Linked DNA regions of Homo sapiens: region 2 is linked to region 1. Evidence: chromatin loops called from intact Hi-C (ENCODE). Cell type or tissue: heart right ventricle. All regions are shown on one strand. Each heading gives the region's core, and the rest is flanking DNA. Links, peaks and the distances in the headings are about the cores only. Region 1 overlaps ANO2 (anoctamin 2). Region 2 overlaps ANO2 (anoctamin 2).

The links. A loop is a pair of places that touch in the nucleus more often than their neighbours do. Peaks named below come from ENCODE experiments on the same cell type or tissue, not always from the same donor. Only the 100,000 strongest peaks of a DNase experiment are listed, where the experiment ranks them.
Region 2: it touches region 1 in a loop (4-fold over the local background); 11 of 110 quality-filtered maps call a loop at or near these places.

The regions. Positions count from the first base shown.
Region 1 is chr12:5,741,270-5,749,603 of GRCh38, forward strand. ANO2 (anoctamin 2) reads right to left here. Exons shown (of 25, transcript NM_001364791.2): 12 at 2,888-3,048. Among named protein-coding and RNA genes, the nearest start is that of ANO2, 200 kb to the right of the region's middle. In heart right ventricle, for the core only: CTCF peaks have their summits at 4,199 (motif pointing right) and 4,400; a DNase peak (open chromatin) is centred at 4,192; H3K27ac peaks cover 2,644 bases.
Region 2 is chr12:5,869,189-5,877,522 of GRCh38, forward strand. All of the region lies in intron 3 of ANO2 (anoctamin 2), which reads right to left. Among named protein-coding and RNA genes, the nearest start is that of ANO2, 72 kb to the right of the region's middle. In heart right ventricle, for the core only: a CTCF peak has its summit at 3,757 (motif pointing left); no DNase peak of the experiment used is centred there; H3K27me3 peaks cover 221 bases.

The DNA of each region.
Region 1 (8,334 bases), core at 253-8,252:
GCACTGGTTGAATACACAGTTACTTAAAGCTGCATTTGTTTTACTTGCAGCTACATTATGGTGCACTGATGTGCATGTTTTCATCTGACATGACATTTTGCATACACTGATTTGCATGTTTTTCTCCCTTGGATTTGAGGCCTTTCTCGAGTGGGTGTATTCCCTCCTAACACTGGCTTTGGTCTGGGGATACTAAGAATGGTAGTAAGTCCCTCCTCTTCCTACCGCTCCTTCCTTGGTTCCCGAGGAGGGCTGTGCACACAACAGTGCCCAGAGTGCTGACCGACTGGTGTCTCCATGAAGGGAGGAAGTCAGACTGAAGGAATGATGAGAGGGGCAAAAGAGTCATGGATAGATGAGTCGTGAGGGCAAGGGAGGACCACCATACTGATGGAGAGCAGCTCCCAGTTCTGGGTGCTCATCTGTGCCAGGCACTATGCTACATGCTCTGCATGCACACTCAATCACATGTCACAAGAGCACTGTGGGGTAGGTATTATTTCGCTCAATTTACAGATGAGGACAACGATGCTCAAAGATTAAGTAATCTGCCCAAGGTAACAGGGCACCTTGGTCAAGAGTATTGACTTTAGTGACACAGAGTTAGGTTCACATTTACCTGCCATGGGATCCCTAGCTGGTAAGGAGCAGAACTGAGACACACATTAGGTCTGCCTAGGTCAGTGTCCTTAACCTCTATTCGGAAAAGAGTTCTGAAACCCTGTCTCTTTCCTTCCCTTTTCAGTAGGACTTCACTCTCTTTCCCAACATACCCTGGAGTTTGAAGTCCGACCTACAGGTGAGCCAACAGACTTGGGTCCTGCTGACTAGTATCCCCCAAGACCTCCTGACTCCACACCGCCCCTTCCGCTGCCACCAGCAGCCCAAGTCTCTCTCTATGTACAGCCATTTCTTCCCAGCCTTATTCCCAGCAGACCTGGGCCCTGAACCAGGCCCACCCAGCACAGCACCACTAATCATAATAATCATGGTAATGAGAGGCATTACTATTATTTTTAATTGTAATTTGTAGACAATCTGGCCTAAAGGCTCTTGGCTGCTGTAACTGAATACACAATCACATAAAGCACAGCAAGACTGTCAAAAAACAAAACCAAATCCTACCCTATGCCAGGAAGCTCTGGCGCAATCTCACCCCTGAGTACTTTCCCTGCACTGTGATGTGAAAGGAAGACAGTGGGTCCAGGGGTAGGGTAGGAAATGACTGAGGATCTCGGAAGGGGTGGGAGGTAGCTGTTCATTACAGCTATCAAAGGAAGAGAAGAGGCAGTTGTTGAAACTTGAAACTAGGAAGTACAATTGAAAACCAAGTTTCTCTACAACAGGGGATTATGTGTCCCAAGAAAGTTCTTGAAGGATTATAGACCTGGAGTTATTAGGCTTCAGCAACTCAATGGTGGTAATATCTGCAAGACAAATTATGGGCATTAGAGTTGTAATATAGCAAAAAATGAATACGTATTCTGGGTTCCAAATCAGTTCAGGTGGATCTTGGGGTAATTCCACAATGCTCCTGTTTGATAAGGAGACACAGAGCTGCCAGTGACTTCCCAGGCAACAAGCCCCAACTTCAGTGTGTTCTACCAACCCTGCCTGTGAACAGTCCCAGGAGTCTATGGTCACAATTCCATTTCCTCCTGCTCCCTGCTCCAGCTCTCGATGGGCTGAACACTGCCCGTGTGCTCCCGGGACGCAGCTGCTCTCCCTGATAATAGAGAATAGAGTGTGCCCTGGAAATTTTTATTGGTGGCCTAGCAATATGGGAATCTTTCCAATCAAGTTCTGTCTCCACCCAAGTGAAGGTCCCCACAGGGAATGGAGGAAGGTTGTGTTCTAGTTCTCCTAAGAACCACCGAGAACAGGCCTCTCCCTCTCCTCCTTCTCCTCATACGCTCAGGGACGTGTGACTCAGGGCCCATCCTGGCATATCCTCTGGGCGCCATGGAGTCAGTGATAAATCAAACAGCCTCTGCAGCAGGACTGTGGTCCTGCTGGTCTGTGATCCAATGTGCAAACCAAGGGCCTGCACATTCGGTGATGAGTAAAGGAGCAGGTGGCTACTCAGATGGGCTGACACAGGTTGACTTGGTCCCTTTTCTAATACTCATGGGTGTGTCTTCTTAGAAATGCTCAGTTACCATGGGGTGGTTATCCCGCGTTATTCCAGTTTGTGAGAATAGGCGTGTGTGTGTGTGTGTGTGTGTGTATCTGTGTGTGTTTACAGTCAGCTACCTATGGCTCAGAACAAGTTTATTACCCCATACTCTGGGAGGAAGGGAGGAGGAGAAAAATGAAGGAATTATTTTTTCCTCCACTAATCCCTTTGGTGGGAATACTGAAAGCATTACCCTGGCATTAAATATTAAATTAAACAGTGCAGGGACAGTACAGTCTACACTCATGATGCCCTAACAATCGCACTGAACAGGAGTCAGGAGACCAAATCTCAGCCCACCTTTCCCATGAGCTAACTCTGTGACCACGGCAGTCACTCCACCATTCTAAGTATTGTGCTGCACGATATCTACAATCTTACCTAAGTCAGTGCACCTGCAGGAGTCTTACAGGTGTGCTAGGAGTTTTCAAAACAGGCATTGGTTCAAATTCTGAATAAATCACACATGGGGCTAGTACATGGTTAGCATGACTACATCTGAGAGAAAACAGATAAAGACATGAAGGATATTCCTGTTTCTATTCACACATATGAGTAAAGAAAAGAAAAGTGTCATCCTTAAAATACTTCTTGTGATGGGAAGAAAAAATGCGAAAGTAAGTAACCTGAAGGGGATGAGCTTTACAGCTTGGTCACTGTGCCCATGTAAAGGAACCACCCATATAAGCAAGCCTGGTGATGGCCACATACCCCACAGAGCCATGAAGATAGAGAAGAAGACGGTGGCAGGGTTGTCAAACAGGTGGCTGGCCTGCGCGGTCCCACAGGCTGAGCTGAGGTTCCAGTAATCACAGGACTTGTCACACAGGGGACACATGGTGAAGGCATTCTGCTGGTCACACATCTCTCTGCTGCAATAGATGGAGGTTGTTGGGTCAGGTGGAGCTCAAGCATGGTCCACTCCAAGAAAAATACATCCCCCAAATAGCTCCCATTTCCAAATCTATGGTTGAGTTTTTCAACTCCATAAGTAAGGAATGTTAAAGAAGTTAGCATTGTATTCTTCACCTGGAGAGTGTTACTCATACTTTGTTCAAAAACAACAATGAAAAGATGGGATATGGAGCTCCCTGTCACTACAAGTGCCCTGGAAAGTTAGTGAGATCTGTCAGAGACATTGAGCATTAAATGATGCCTCATAAAGTCCCTTCAGAACATCTGGGGTCCATGAGGTTGGTGGAATGGGATGCATCCACAGTTGTGAATAAATCACAGCCTGAAGCTGGATTTCATCATCCATTCTTCAGTCTAGGCTGTTTTTGTAAAGCCTACTGGCTGTCTCACAAACAGGTGATACTGGTCCCAAGTAGAAACAAACACGAGTGTGTGGCTAGACCTGTGCATGCTCTCACCTCCAGAAGGAGAAGTTCTACATGGGGAAGAACGGAGTAGATCTGGGTGGAAAGCCCTTTTCTAAGAGCATGAGCTGGAGAGCCACTTGTAGAATGGAGATTAATAACCTCAACCTAATAAGAATTATTATAACCATGAAATAAGATTAGGGAGAATGAAAGAGCAAGGCAAATTCTTCCAAGATCTAGATTCTTTGATACTTGGAGCATGAACCAAATAATCTCTAATGGCCTGTATTCCAACCTATTCTTAGTGTATTTCCATTTAATGGACTGAGGAATATATTTGAAATTCCATTCATTCGTTAGCTGACTAGCTGTATCCAACAGATTTAGGCTCATATGAATGCTTGGAAATAAGAACCAAAGAATCAGCCCTGACTGACTTTCCCAATAACCCTCTATACCATACACTGATAGGAAAAATGAATGAACTCATCCCTCTGTTGTGTAATATTCTCCCAGGGAGATGGGAGGATGGTTAAGCTCATGGTTCAGGGGGAAAGGGTGGAGAACTTAAGATTTCACGAAAGCAAAGCACTGGCTGTTCTTACAGGGCAGCTGGAGACAATGATGGGGAGGCAGGGGATCCAGCACTGAGAACCACAGCTGTTTCCAACAGAAAGAAGCAGCAGAGGGCGCTAGAGAGCATGGCTCACAAGTGGGAGCCACTGCTAGGGAGAGCAAGCTGGTGCCCTGTGTGCTAAAGCCAGTGCTCAGAGGAAACCTCCAAAGCCAAAGGATGCCTGGGTCTCTTTCCCCCTTCATTAAGAAGTTGAAGGGTGGCAGATTTACTGAGGGCTGCCACTTGCTGTCAAGCCCCAGTTTCTAGGCTTCTGTTTTTAATGAGCTACTAAGTCCACAGGAAGGAAAGGCCTCCTGTGTGAGAGAATGGAAATTGTCGGTCCCTGAGGATAAACCCCAGTTCCTCCACTGACTCGCTGGCAAAGGTCAATAAAAATGACTCATCCACGTCGAAAATATTAAATAGTCATATCTTAATAATACATTCAGCTGTGCTAGTTTCACCTGGGCATGTTCTGCTGGGTGACTAGAGAGCCCAGTTTATGTCTTCTGGGTCAGACCTGTGTTTGCTATGTAGTTGAGAAGGAATTGCTATTTTCAGAGAGGAAAGTACCCCCTTAAAAAACAGATTTACACAGAAAATCACTTGTCTGTATAAATTCTAGTAAAAGACGTTCGCTTTTAAGTCACGTCCAAGAACATATGAGTTCCTCAATGCTGCTCTTCAAGTATATGTGTTAGGGACTTCATTTAACTTAGCGGTTTTTTCTTTTAAGCATGGACTGAGGAGAGACAGAAACCTAGTCAACTGAATCCTAGTTGGAACTAGTCAATGCTAAAAGGTCAGGAATGAAAAACGTATTAGCAGCCAAGCGGGTGCAAAGCACTTTGAAACCTAAGTGCTGTGTAAATTGCTGGTCTTTAAATTAGAGTGCAGGCAACTATCCATCATTTGTACAAGATGGCAGCCACCATGGTATGGATTCTCCTCAAATCATTTAAATGTGAAGTCAGAATGCTTTATATATGTATTGGGGGGTTTTTGATGTAATCAATTTTAACAGAATTCTAGAGGAATTCTGGCTAAGAATGACATCGAAATGACTTTGTATTTTGTGAGAGAGGCTGCCTCTAGACAAGCTGAAAGATGAGGGAAGCCTGCCCAGAATGGAAATCAGGTCTAGGGTATTCACTAAGCTGTACAATACACAGGTTTCTAGTGAGAAGTAACTGTGGCTATAAATCCAATGCTGTATTCCTTTGATTTATTATTTTCTCCAGAAAGCCTAAGAAGCTTGATAAACGGCTTGACAGTCCATTGAACCAAGACCCTAAAGTGAGCAATGTTCTTCAGGGTAAATCATTGCTCATGGATTAGGTGATTCAGAGCCCTGTTAGCACAACGGGAGAAGGTACAAAGAGGCAATCATTCAGGAAATTCAGACTAAACAGCTGCTATTAAGGTCTCAGACCTAAAGTAACCAATCTTTTTTCAATATGGTTTAGATTAATCAGCTTTTTAAAAAATGTCCTAGTGTTCTCTGTTCATGTAAGTGCTTAACAAATGAAATCAATCCCTTGGTGAGTAGAGACAGGGAAGTTCTATAGAGGTATCATGCACGCATGGAAGTATTACTTACAGGCTTATGCTTATATCTCACATATCAAAGTTAAATTACTGGGAATAAAAGGTATCATTTAAAGCTCCACCTCATCAATGTCAGTTTTCTGGTTTTGATGTTGTGCCGTAGTTACATAAGACGAAACCACGGGAGGAAGCTAGAAGAAGTGCACGCTGGGCCCCTCTGTACTATCTTTGCAAGTTCCTGCGCTGTGAATCTAAAATTTTTCAAAATAAAAAGGTTTTAAAAAGTGAGACAGAGTGAATTTCAGGCTTGATGACAAAATTAGCAACCTCTAAAATAATCCCAGGAATACTGTAAGTTTTTAATCACAGTTATGAGTGGCTGAAAGACACAAACCCTTAGAGTATGCATTTCTTTAGATTCAATATTGGTTTTTAGAGAATATCCCTTTGTTTATAAGGAGTGGCATTTTCTGAGTTTCCATCAGACCCACAGAAGTTGGACTTCTGATGAATTTACAATTATGTTTAAAAAACAGTTCCTCTGTTTTTAAAGAAATCTATTAAAATGTTTACTTTTTTCTAGTATTTACACCTTCCTGACTTGCCAGGCCCCATCCTGAGTCTGAAAAAACAACATCCAAAACCTCAATTTTGTAGTAATTTTAAACGTTTTTGACTGTGACCTACAGTTAAAACAATCTGTTACATCAGATTTCAGTATGCAAATACATACCCTCACTCTCACAAACACACTTATAAAAATGAAACAAAATCTAATGAAGCAACACTTACCCATCCTTCTTATAATGAATACTAATATTTATTGCATTCTAGCTTATCTTACCCCATCTTGTTTTAGTCCACTTGAAAGCCCATTAAATTGATTCCACAACCCACCAGTGGTTGTTGTCATATCCACAGTTGTAGAACACCATCCACTCTGACAGGCAATGTGACACATCCGCAGTAACGACTGCATTTTACACTTGAATATCCCTGCACATGCAAGAATGTGTGTGAATGTGGCTGTGTGCATCTGTGTGCAGACATCTATGTGCACGTGCATGAGTGTGTGTGAATGTGGCTGCGTGCATCTGTGTGCAGACATCTATCTGCACGTGCATGAGTGTGTGTGAATGTGGGTGTGTGCGTCTGTGTGTAGACATCTGTGTGCGCGTGCATGAGTGTGTGTGAACGTGGGCTGTGTGCATCTGTGCATAGACGTCTATCGTTGCAGCATGTGCAGACCACGTCCTTTCCAGCTGTAGTGGTTGCTGCCACGTGTATTACCATGTGGGGACCCGGGGCACAAGTTCTAAATCCTGATATAAACCAGCCCACTGGTGCCCCACCCACTGCACTGGCACGGTATGGGGTTTTCCACCCTTGGTCAACCTGAGGCCAGATGTCTAGGGATCACAACTGGCAAGGGAAACCCAAAAGCCATGTTTTCTTAGAACACACCCAGGCAAGCCCACGTGAAGCTACTGAGTTGTGAAGGAGGATATGAGCCCTCCGGAAAACTTCTCTGCTTATTAGAAAAAGCAAAGACTTTGGAACAGGAGGCAACAGAGTTCAACTCCCAGCACTGACAACTATTAGTTGTTGATATTGGACAATTTATGTGACCTCATGTAGCATAAGTTTCTCAATCTCTGTTCAGTGGAAATAATAATGCCTGTTTACGGCGTGTATAACATTGATCTCTTACAGGATCAAAGAAACTAGTTTATAACAATCACCTAGCATTATGCCCCCCACAAGGTAGATAGTTCATAAGTATTAGCTCTTCCCTCATGCCTCATGCTAGATGCACTGGGGAAAACACAGCCCTAATAACCCATCTCCTGTGATAAAGGACCCAGAACTCCCAATCAAGAGCACTTGCCCTCGGCCTCCCTCCCTCCCCTCTCCCCCTTCCTTTTTCCCTTCACCCTCCAAAAAAAAAAAAAAAAAACAAAACAAAACACTTGACAATTGATACTAGAGTTTTATACCAAAAAATCCAAACTCTTGTCTCTTACATCAAGTGATTTAGCTTTATTCTAGATATTGACAATATAATCTTCAGTTGATTTGATTTGCAAACCATTTGCATAGATTGACATTGATTTAGTTTTATTCTAGATATTGACAACATCATCTCCAGGTGATCTGATTTGTGAGACCATTTCTATAGAGTATGCACCAGTAGGCAGGAAGCAGGTGAGCCAGGAAGCAGGTTTCTGCCCACTGATGCACGCATACCCTTCCTAAAATGCACAGTTTCTGGTTTTTTCTTCAGAATGGCCACTACTTTCCCCATTACCACCCCCAACTCTAATGATCCGCCCAGTGTCCTCATCCACCTGCCTATGGAGGGAACATCAAGTTGGTACAAAGCTATCCTGCCCCCTAGCCACAATGAATTGGCCCGGGGCCTCCACCTAAGTCAAACAGAGTCATAGTACTTTTTCACTTGAGACCAATCGAGTATAAAGCTCTAAGGTGTAACACCCATGAGCTACTAGCAGCAATGTTTAATCCAAATGGAGAAAATATGTAGTGTAACCAACAAATGCTAGAAAGAGTCAGAGGCAGGAGATAAATGGAGTCCCTATTCCAGTGCTCCTTGAATGCTTATAATAAATTTTCTTTTTCACTTAATCTAGTTCAAGCTGCATTTCTATCAC
Region 2 (8,334 bases), core at 163-8,162, 130 kb after region 1:
TTCCAAAGTCCATCCTCCACTCCAGCACCAGTCCGAGTAGCACCTCCTCCAAGAAGCCTTTCTGGACTTCCACAGCGAGCCCTACCAGTCTCCCTGCTCATTACTCTTCTGTGCTCGGCAGGGTCATGTTTGACCATGGGCATCATTCCACATCTGACTCTTTTAGCTTCAACCAGACTCTGAGCTCCATGGGGACAAGGATCCAGGCCCTGTGACTCACTGTGCTCCTTCCTGCATCCAACTCAAAGCAAAGCCCAGGGTAAATCTTCAATAAAAATGAGGGTGGGCATCATCTCCAATAACATGACAAAGAGAAGAATTTCCCTCTCCAACCCCTGCTGGGTCAAAATTCTGTCTGAGATCTCTCTGTCCTTATCTCTAGGCCTCGGCCCTATCCCGATGCCTCATGCATGGCACCCCTCAGTCAACTGCTTGTTTAACCGTTACTCAGGCCAGGACACAAACCAGAGATCACTGAGGGGCCGGGGGAAAGAAGACAAATCACAAGTAGAGGGGAAATGATGAGGCGGATGTGTCCCTCATGTGACGGGGACTGTCCTCACATAGCCATGGTGCTGAGAGTGTTTTCTGCAAGACGAGAGTGGCTTCCCTGAGACACCTGCCCCCTTTCAGCTGATAACTTCAAAACCAATAATCATGATAAAAATAATCAGGACAATAAGGTATAACTCGTTCTCAGGAAACTTGAGTAAGGCTTACCTGGCCCTAGGAAGAAACATAACTACTGCCTTGAACCACTGTGAAATCAAGCTCCTCTGAAGAAAGGCAGGAGCCCTCCCCACACCATCAGCCCAAGAATACTGTCACTCTCACTAAACGTGTGTGTCTCAGGAGATGAAGAGAGTAAGTACCAAAGACTTGTTTTGACACTCAGCCCACCATGGCACCAGGGACAACAGAGGGGAAAGTAAAAAGGCAAATGTGCAGAGCAATCCATCTGCAGAGAAGCCTGGGGAGGAAGGTGTCTTTAGGGTACCTGCTGTGCATGGCAGGTTCATTACACCCCAAGCCAACAGGACTCTGACCATTCTGAGAGGCCTCTAGAGAAAGGAAGTCCACAGTGTTTCCTGCTCATCTGGATCCCTGCCCTTCCAGAGGTGCTTTCCCCCAGCCCAGGGCAGTGGGGGAAACACGGAGACCAGGTCCTGGTGCCAGCTCTGCCACTTCTCATCTTTGGCACCTTGGCAACGTCACACCTGAGTCACCCCAGGGCTCTGCCTTCTGCTTCCCTATACAATGACAGCATTGAACTATGAAGGTTCCCTCCCGCTGAAAGATCCTGTGACTTCACAAAGGGCAGGAATTCTCTCAGCACCTTAGCATGAAGAACTAGCCTTAATCATTCTACTGCAAATGTACTTTGATGGGCTGCAAAGCTCCAGCCTCCTGGGAGAACCCAGAAATGAGCTAGAACACAGAGTCACAGAGATTTCCACCATCTAAATAGAACTGCATCTTTTCTTGTCTTCTTTCCTTAAAGGTCCCTCCCTTCTTCTCATATTCTAAAACTTGAAGGGATCAAAGGTCCTACTCAGGATGAGGTACCTCCCTGCTGAAAGAGAAATGCAGCACATCCCAGCTGCTGAATGCCAGTATTTATTGAAGTTTGGTACTTGCTATCCTAAACAAGGTGGCCACATGCAGTGGCGCAGGTCATGCACTGCACAAAGGTGCTATTTCAGGGGGGCACTACCATGGAGAAGATAGTTTATATTCAATAGCATATTTACTATGATCGTTTTCTGGAAGATGGCAAAGTGTTTTGATCTAACAGAATCAGTATATTAAGTAATTTCAAAAAAACTGATTTTTTTATTAAAAAAGCAACTTGAGGAAGGGAGGCCTTTTTCTAATTGGCATAAAGGCACCACATGGGCTCTCCACGGCCCCAGTCGTTAGCCTGGATGCCGACTCACAGGAAAACGGCCATAGAGAGATGGGAGCACTTAATGGTCTCTCTACTGCCCCAAAGCAAAACCTACAGTCAAAAATGGAATCTACAAAAGTCATCTACATAGGTTGTAAATCGGACACATAGGCCCAAGCAGAATCCCTCCTGGGGATATTTATATTTTTTGAAGGTCAAATAAAAGAATAATTTCTTAAAAACTGGGTCCTTATTTTGCTCATCACTAAGTCCCAAGCACTTGGACACCTCACACAGTGTCCAAGTGTCCACATGACATTCTATACCTAGAATAGAGTATGCACTCTAAACAAGGGGTTCCCAAACTGGTACCAGTCTGAGGCCTGTCAGGAACTGGGCTGCATAGCAGGAGGTAAATGGCAGGGAAGCAAGCATCACCACGTGAGTGCCACCTCCTGTCAGATAAGCAGCAGTATTATAACTCACAGGAGCACCGACCCTATTGTGATCTGTGCACGCAAGGGATCTAGGTTGCATGCTCCTTATGAGAATTTAATGCCTGATGATCTGAGGTAGAAGTTTCATCTCAAAACCATCCCCCTACCCACCAGTCCATGGAAAAATTGTCTTCCATGAAACCAGTCCCTGGTGCCAAAAAGGTTGGGGACCACTACTCTAAACGGTTTGATGGGATAAGCAAAACCAATGGATACAAACTCTGCTGTTTTTGCTTATGTCAGAAACCTACTGGTGGGGAGTGCAACCATCCATGTCTCCTAAACTCATAGCCCAGAAAGAGACCCTCTGTGGTTGGGCTGGAAAGTCCAGCTTGTCCTACTCAGAATCTTTCACAGGCCTTCCCACAGCACATGCTCAGGAAAGCTGCATGAATGTTTCTGAGACCAGAGAAAACTGGAAATGTACAATCTTCTAACTTCTTTTTACTCATCCTGCAACCCACAGAGTCAGAGAAGCAGTCCAGAAACTAGCTCTAGGATGTCAGCCAGCTCTTAATGGGGACAGGTAAACAAGACAGGAGCAAAATGTATTTTCCATTGTCCTTTTTCCCTCTCGTGACCCCCAGCTTTTCCCCAGAGCTCTCCATAGGATCGCGCACCTGCTCTGGTCTCACTTTGACCAGTCTATGTCCTGGGCATCCAGAGAGCAAGTACCAAAAACTCATCTTCATCCTGGCTTACCTGTCATTCAACCCACATCCTTTCCAGGTAAAGAAGTCCTTGGGATGGCCCCAAGGAGCTCATAGTCTAACCCAGGGTCCCTCACTCAGGGAATACCACATGGCTGTTTTTCAATCTATGATGAGCAACCCTTTTAAGGTACTGGAGGCTGATGAATATCTGACCCCACCCAGCTCTACTGTGACAGGGGCTTCGAAGGCTTCACCTCAAATCAGTGACTAACAGCAGATATCAGGCCCACTAGGAGGTCTAGGGGCCTTTCTGAAGAGCCTCAAATCATGCTACCTACATGCTGTTTGCACAAACCACTCAGTTCTACGTTTTAGAAGAGTGCACTTAATAGTATCGAAAATTACATCTTAATTTTTTTTAAATATGCTACCTGGACCTCCATTTCAGCCCACTAAGAGAGCCAGCCCTACTAGAGGTCTAGAAAATCTTTCTAAATAGTCCTTTTTCTAGGAAAAAGATATGCCCACGGTTCCGGGAGGAGACATGGTGTAATGCAAAGGAATGGGCTCTGGAACCTGTCAGCCCTCCAAGTTCCTATCTTTGTCACCTACAGAGTTACTTAACCAGGCTGAGCCCTGGTCCACAGAAAGGAAAAATAACACCTTTCATGGGACCATTGTGAAGATCCAGCGTGCAGAGATGTGGGAAACACTGCTCCCTGGTGTACATGTGGCAGGTGCACATATATGTTAGTTTCCTTCAGCAATAGGGGACTGTTTGCACTGGGGGCTCTCTTTGTTTCAACATTTGGTAACCTGGGCTAGATAGCACTCCATCCTTATTTGCAAGGCTACTGTAAATCACTAATTTCCATATTGTTGTAAATAAAACCAGATAAAGACGGAGTGAGGGCTGAGCAGTTTATAAGCCCTACCAGAATTATAACTTTGTTACTTTTGCCTAAAGCAGCTCTCTCTCTCTCTCTCTCTCTCTCTCTCTCTCTCTCTCTCTCTCTCTCTGTCTGTCTCTCTCCCTTTCTCTCTTTCTCTGCACCTGGTGTCCCCAGGCTCTTGAACTCTGGCCTCATGTTGCTCTCTGGCACTGTCACTAGGCCGGCGAAGCCACTGACTCAGGACAACCCATGGGTTGCTGTGCAGATGACAAATGAATCTGGGACTCTGTGGGCAAATAGCATCCAACTCACTTCACACTCTATGCCCTACTACACTCCAGGACCCGTCCACATCCCCAACCCGTCCCTGCCTCGCTGGAGGAATTTGGGCTGGGGCCCATCCAGCAGGCTAGAGGAAGCCAAGGAGAGCCTGCTTAAAGCCTGAAAGAGGCTGGGAGGAGCATGTCCTGGCGATTAAGGATGGGCTGAACTGGAGAGTCCTCTCTGGCTGCTCTTGCAGTCTTTCCGTCAACACGTCAGGACAAATGAGGTGTTTCTGTCAATCACTGAAGATGCATGGCACCCCGACTGAATCCTCCCTGAGCTAATGGGGCTGCTTGGGAGACATTCAGCATTGAAAGAAGCTCTTTGTGCAGGGGTGGTGAAGTGTTTTGCAGGAAAGCCTCAGCAGGTGGCCACAAAGAATGTGACAACTGCACCTGGGAGCTGCAAAGCCCCTCCAGGGCTAGTGGCAGCCTCGCAGTCCTTTAGAGGAGCCTCTCAGCTCTAGGGACACCAGCCAGAGCTGATGTACCCCAACCCAACCAAGAGACGCGCAGAGAAGCCCAGACCTCCCATCTGCATACTTGGGCAGACCAGGATAGAGGCCTCAATGCTCAGTGCTTTTACACACATCTGTGGAGTCCTCAGTATGAACAAGGAGGAACTCAAAGAGCTGGACCAGACACAGACTTTGCCCTCAAACAGCTTTTAGACTGGGGAATCATAAAAGAGGCTAGGAAAAAAGACCAGGAGGCTGACAGCTACAGAAAATTTACAAAAGAGAGGCTGTGAGGGATGGAGCTTGAGCTTCCCAGCTCTTTCTCCTAAAGAGCTAGGCCACAAGGTAAGAGTCCCAGGGCTCAGTTCACAACCAGGGAAGAGCACCCTGGCTTAGGTCAGGACAGGACTGAGACCTAATCTGCCCAATTCACTAGCTGAGTGAGCTTGGGGAAGTCACGTCCCTTCCTCTCCCTTCTCTTGCCCTATGCAGGCAAGAGCTTGGATTAGAGGAACCCTGAGGGCCTTCCCAACTCCAGAGCTGCAGGCTTCTTTGGTGCTTCATATTCAATCACTTTTATCACCTCAACAGGGCCTCAAATCCATACAAGCCTCTCTGTTGTCACAGCCTCTTGCTCCTTGCTTGACTCTGTCCCCACTCTGCCTTTCTGTGCAGCTGCGAGCGTGCACCTCTGGGCTCTCAGCTCTCTCCAAGCACCCCGTGCCTCATGCGACTTGCTGTGCCTTCTGGCATCCGCTTCCCAATCAGAAACCTCACACATGTCTGCAAAGCTCCCCCCAGCCAGATCCTCCAGCTCATCTTCCTCTGAACTGTGTTAGTTGTACATATGGAAATCCAGAGAGCCTCCAAGGATTAGAGTCCACGTCTTTTTTTATTTGGAACTCTTACCTGCCGACCCATCATCAAGGACAGGACTCAGCACACTTTTTCTGTAAAGTGCAGGCCACGTGGTTTCTGTCACAGCTACTCAACTCTGATGTTGAGTCACAAAAGAAGTCATAAACAATATATAAGTGAATAAGTGTAGGTGAATTCTGGTAAAATTTTATTTACAAAAGTAGGTGGGAAGCTGGATTTGGCTTGCAGGCCACAGTTTGCTAACTCCTGCTCTAGGACAGGCTTTACTGATAGACATATCTGCACCTGGCCCCTCTCTCATCACTGAAATTGTTTACATGTCTGTCTGCTATACTGGACTTCCTGAAGGCCAGCTCTGTGTCTTTTACCTGTTGAACCCCAGTGTCTGATACTGTGCCTTATATATAATAGGTGTCCAATAAATGCTTGTCCTCTTAATGCCCTGATCTGATAGTACCTGTTTCACGTCTCACAACCTAAGGAGATCATCACTAGGACAGACCATGAGATACTAAGAAGCACAGCAAGAAGATCCACCCACACAAGTTTGGATGATACCTGCCAGAGATTGCAGGGGAACGCAAGCTGGCCTGCTGGCCTCAGCACTGCTCTTAAAGGGTACTCCTTCCTGCTACATCAAAAGGCACATGAACTGATCAAAAGTTTGGACCAGACACTCCAGCTCCTGGATCCATTCCTCCATCTCCTCCCACACTAACCATCCCCGACTGATGGCCCTCCAAGGACTGGGATCAACCAAAGAAGGCAGCCATCTGTGGGAGCTTCCAGGCTCTTTAACCTTGAACCTGTAGCAGATGCCTAATAACTACCACTAACGCATTCATCATGCTGCACCGGTGACGGTCACCATCAAACACATCAGGCCGCTTGGCTCTCTCAGTATTCTTGTGATTAAGTGCAATGATCTCCAGTATACACAAGAGCAGACTGAGCTCAGAGAGGCTATGAATTGTTCAAAATCACTGCAGTGAGCAGCACAACGTGGCCACTAGAAAAAGATGATAAGTCCTAGGCTACATCTAGAATGACGGAGAGGAACAGCCCCTCTATGACTGGTTCATTTCAAGAGGTCAGGAAAATCAGAGCTCATTCAGAGAAGAGAGATGAGAAAGCTAAAGAACTCAAGCCCATAGCCAATGAAAAACGAATGAAGGAACTTGAGGTATTTTACCGGGTAGAGAGAAGGCCAGGGCAAAGATGTGAGAGAAGAAGGATGGTATCTGGCTTCAAACTGCCACTGCAGACTTAGTCGCTGTGGTGCCAAGGGGCAGGGCCAGCCCAGCTGAGGAGGAAGGAAGCATCCCCCTCAGTCTGCTATTCTGGCCATGGCCCAAATACCCATTGAAATTAAGTCCTAGAATATGATGGGGTTCTTAGAGCATTATTTTAATTACTTCACCTGCCTTTTTGGAATAAGACAGTATTTCTCCACATCTTCTTATAAGACCGTATTTCTCCACATCTGTCTTATTCCAAAAAGGCAGATGAAGTAATTAAAATAGTGCTCTTAGAACCGCATCATATTCTAGGACATAATTCCAACAGATGTGGAGAAATATGAATGCTTTTACACTGTTGGTGGGAGTGTAAATTAGTTCAACCATTGTGGAAGACAGTGTGGCAATTCCTCAAGGATCTAGAACCAGAAACATCATTTGACGCAGCAATCCTATTACTGGGTATAAACGCAAAGGATTACAAACCATTCTACTATAAAGACACATGTACTTTTATGTTTATTGCAGCACTATTCACAATAGCAAAGATTTGGATCCAACCCAAATGCCCATCAATGATAGACTGGATAAAGAAATTGTGGCACATATACACCATGGAACACTATGCAGCCATAAAAAAGATGAGTTAATATCGTTTGCAGAGACATGGATGAAGCTGGAAACATCATTCTTAGCCAACTAACACAGGAACAGAAAACTAAACACTGCATGTTCTCACTCATAAGTGGGAGCTGAACAACGAGAACACATAGACACAGGGAGGGGAACATCACACTCTGGGACCTGTCAGGGGTAGGGGGTTAGGGGAGGGATAGCATTAGGAGAAATACCTAATGTAGATGACGGGTTGATAGGTGCAGCAAACCACCATGGCACATGTATACCTATGTAACGAATCTGCAGATTCTGCACATGTATCCCAGAACTTAAAGTATAATTTTTAAAAAAGACAGTAAATAAACATTCTTTCATCAATTCCCACTTTAAAGTAAAGAGCAAATGGTTATTGAAGTGGGTTGAGTAGCGCCCTTACCCTGAAAAATTCATGTCCATGCAGAACCTCATAATGTGACCTTATTTATGGAAGAGGTTTTGCAGATAGAATTTGTTTAGATGAGGTCATAGTGGATTAAGGTGGCCCTAAACCTAATGACTGAGGTCCTTATAAGTAGAGGAAAGGATACACAGAGACACACAGAGAGAAGAAGGCAATGTAAAGATGGAGGCAGAGATTGGAGTGAAGGACTGCCAGTAGCCATAGGAAGCGAGGAGACGGCCATGTGACGATTCTCCCTCAGAGCCTCCAGGAGGAACCCACCCTGCTGGCACTTTCATTTTGGACTTCTGGATTTTGATTGTTTTAAGCCAAGAAATTTGAGGTAGTTGTTCTGGGAGTCTTAAGAGAGTTAGCAACTTAGAAATATGATTGGGTTGAGCATTTCATGAAGAGGCAGTGTGATATGGTGGCTAGAAGAACATAACAT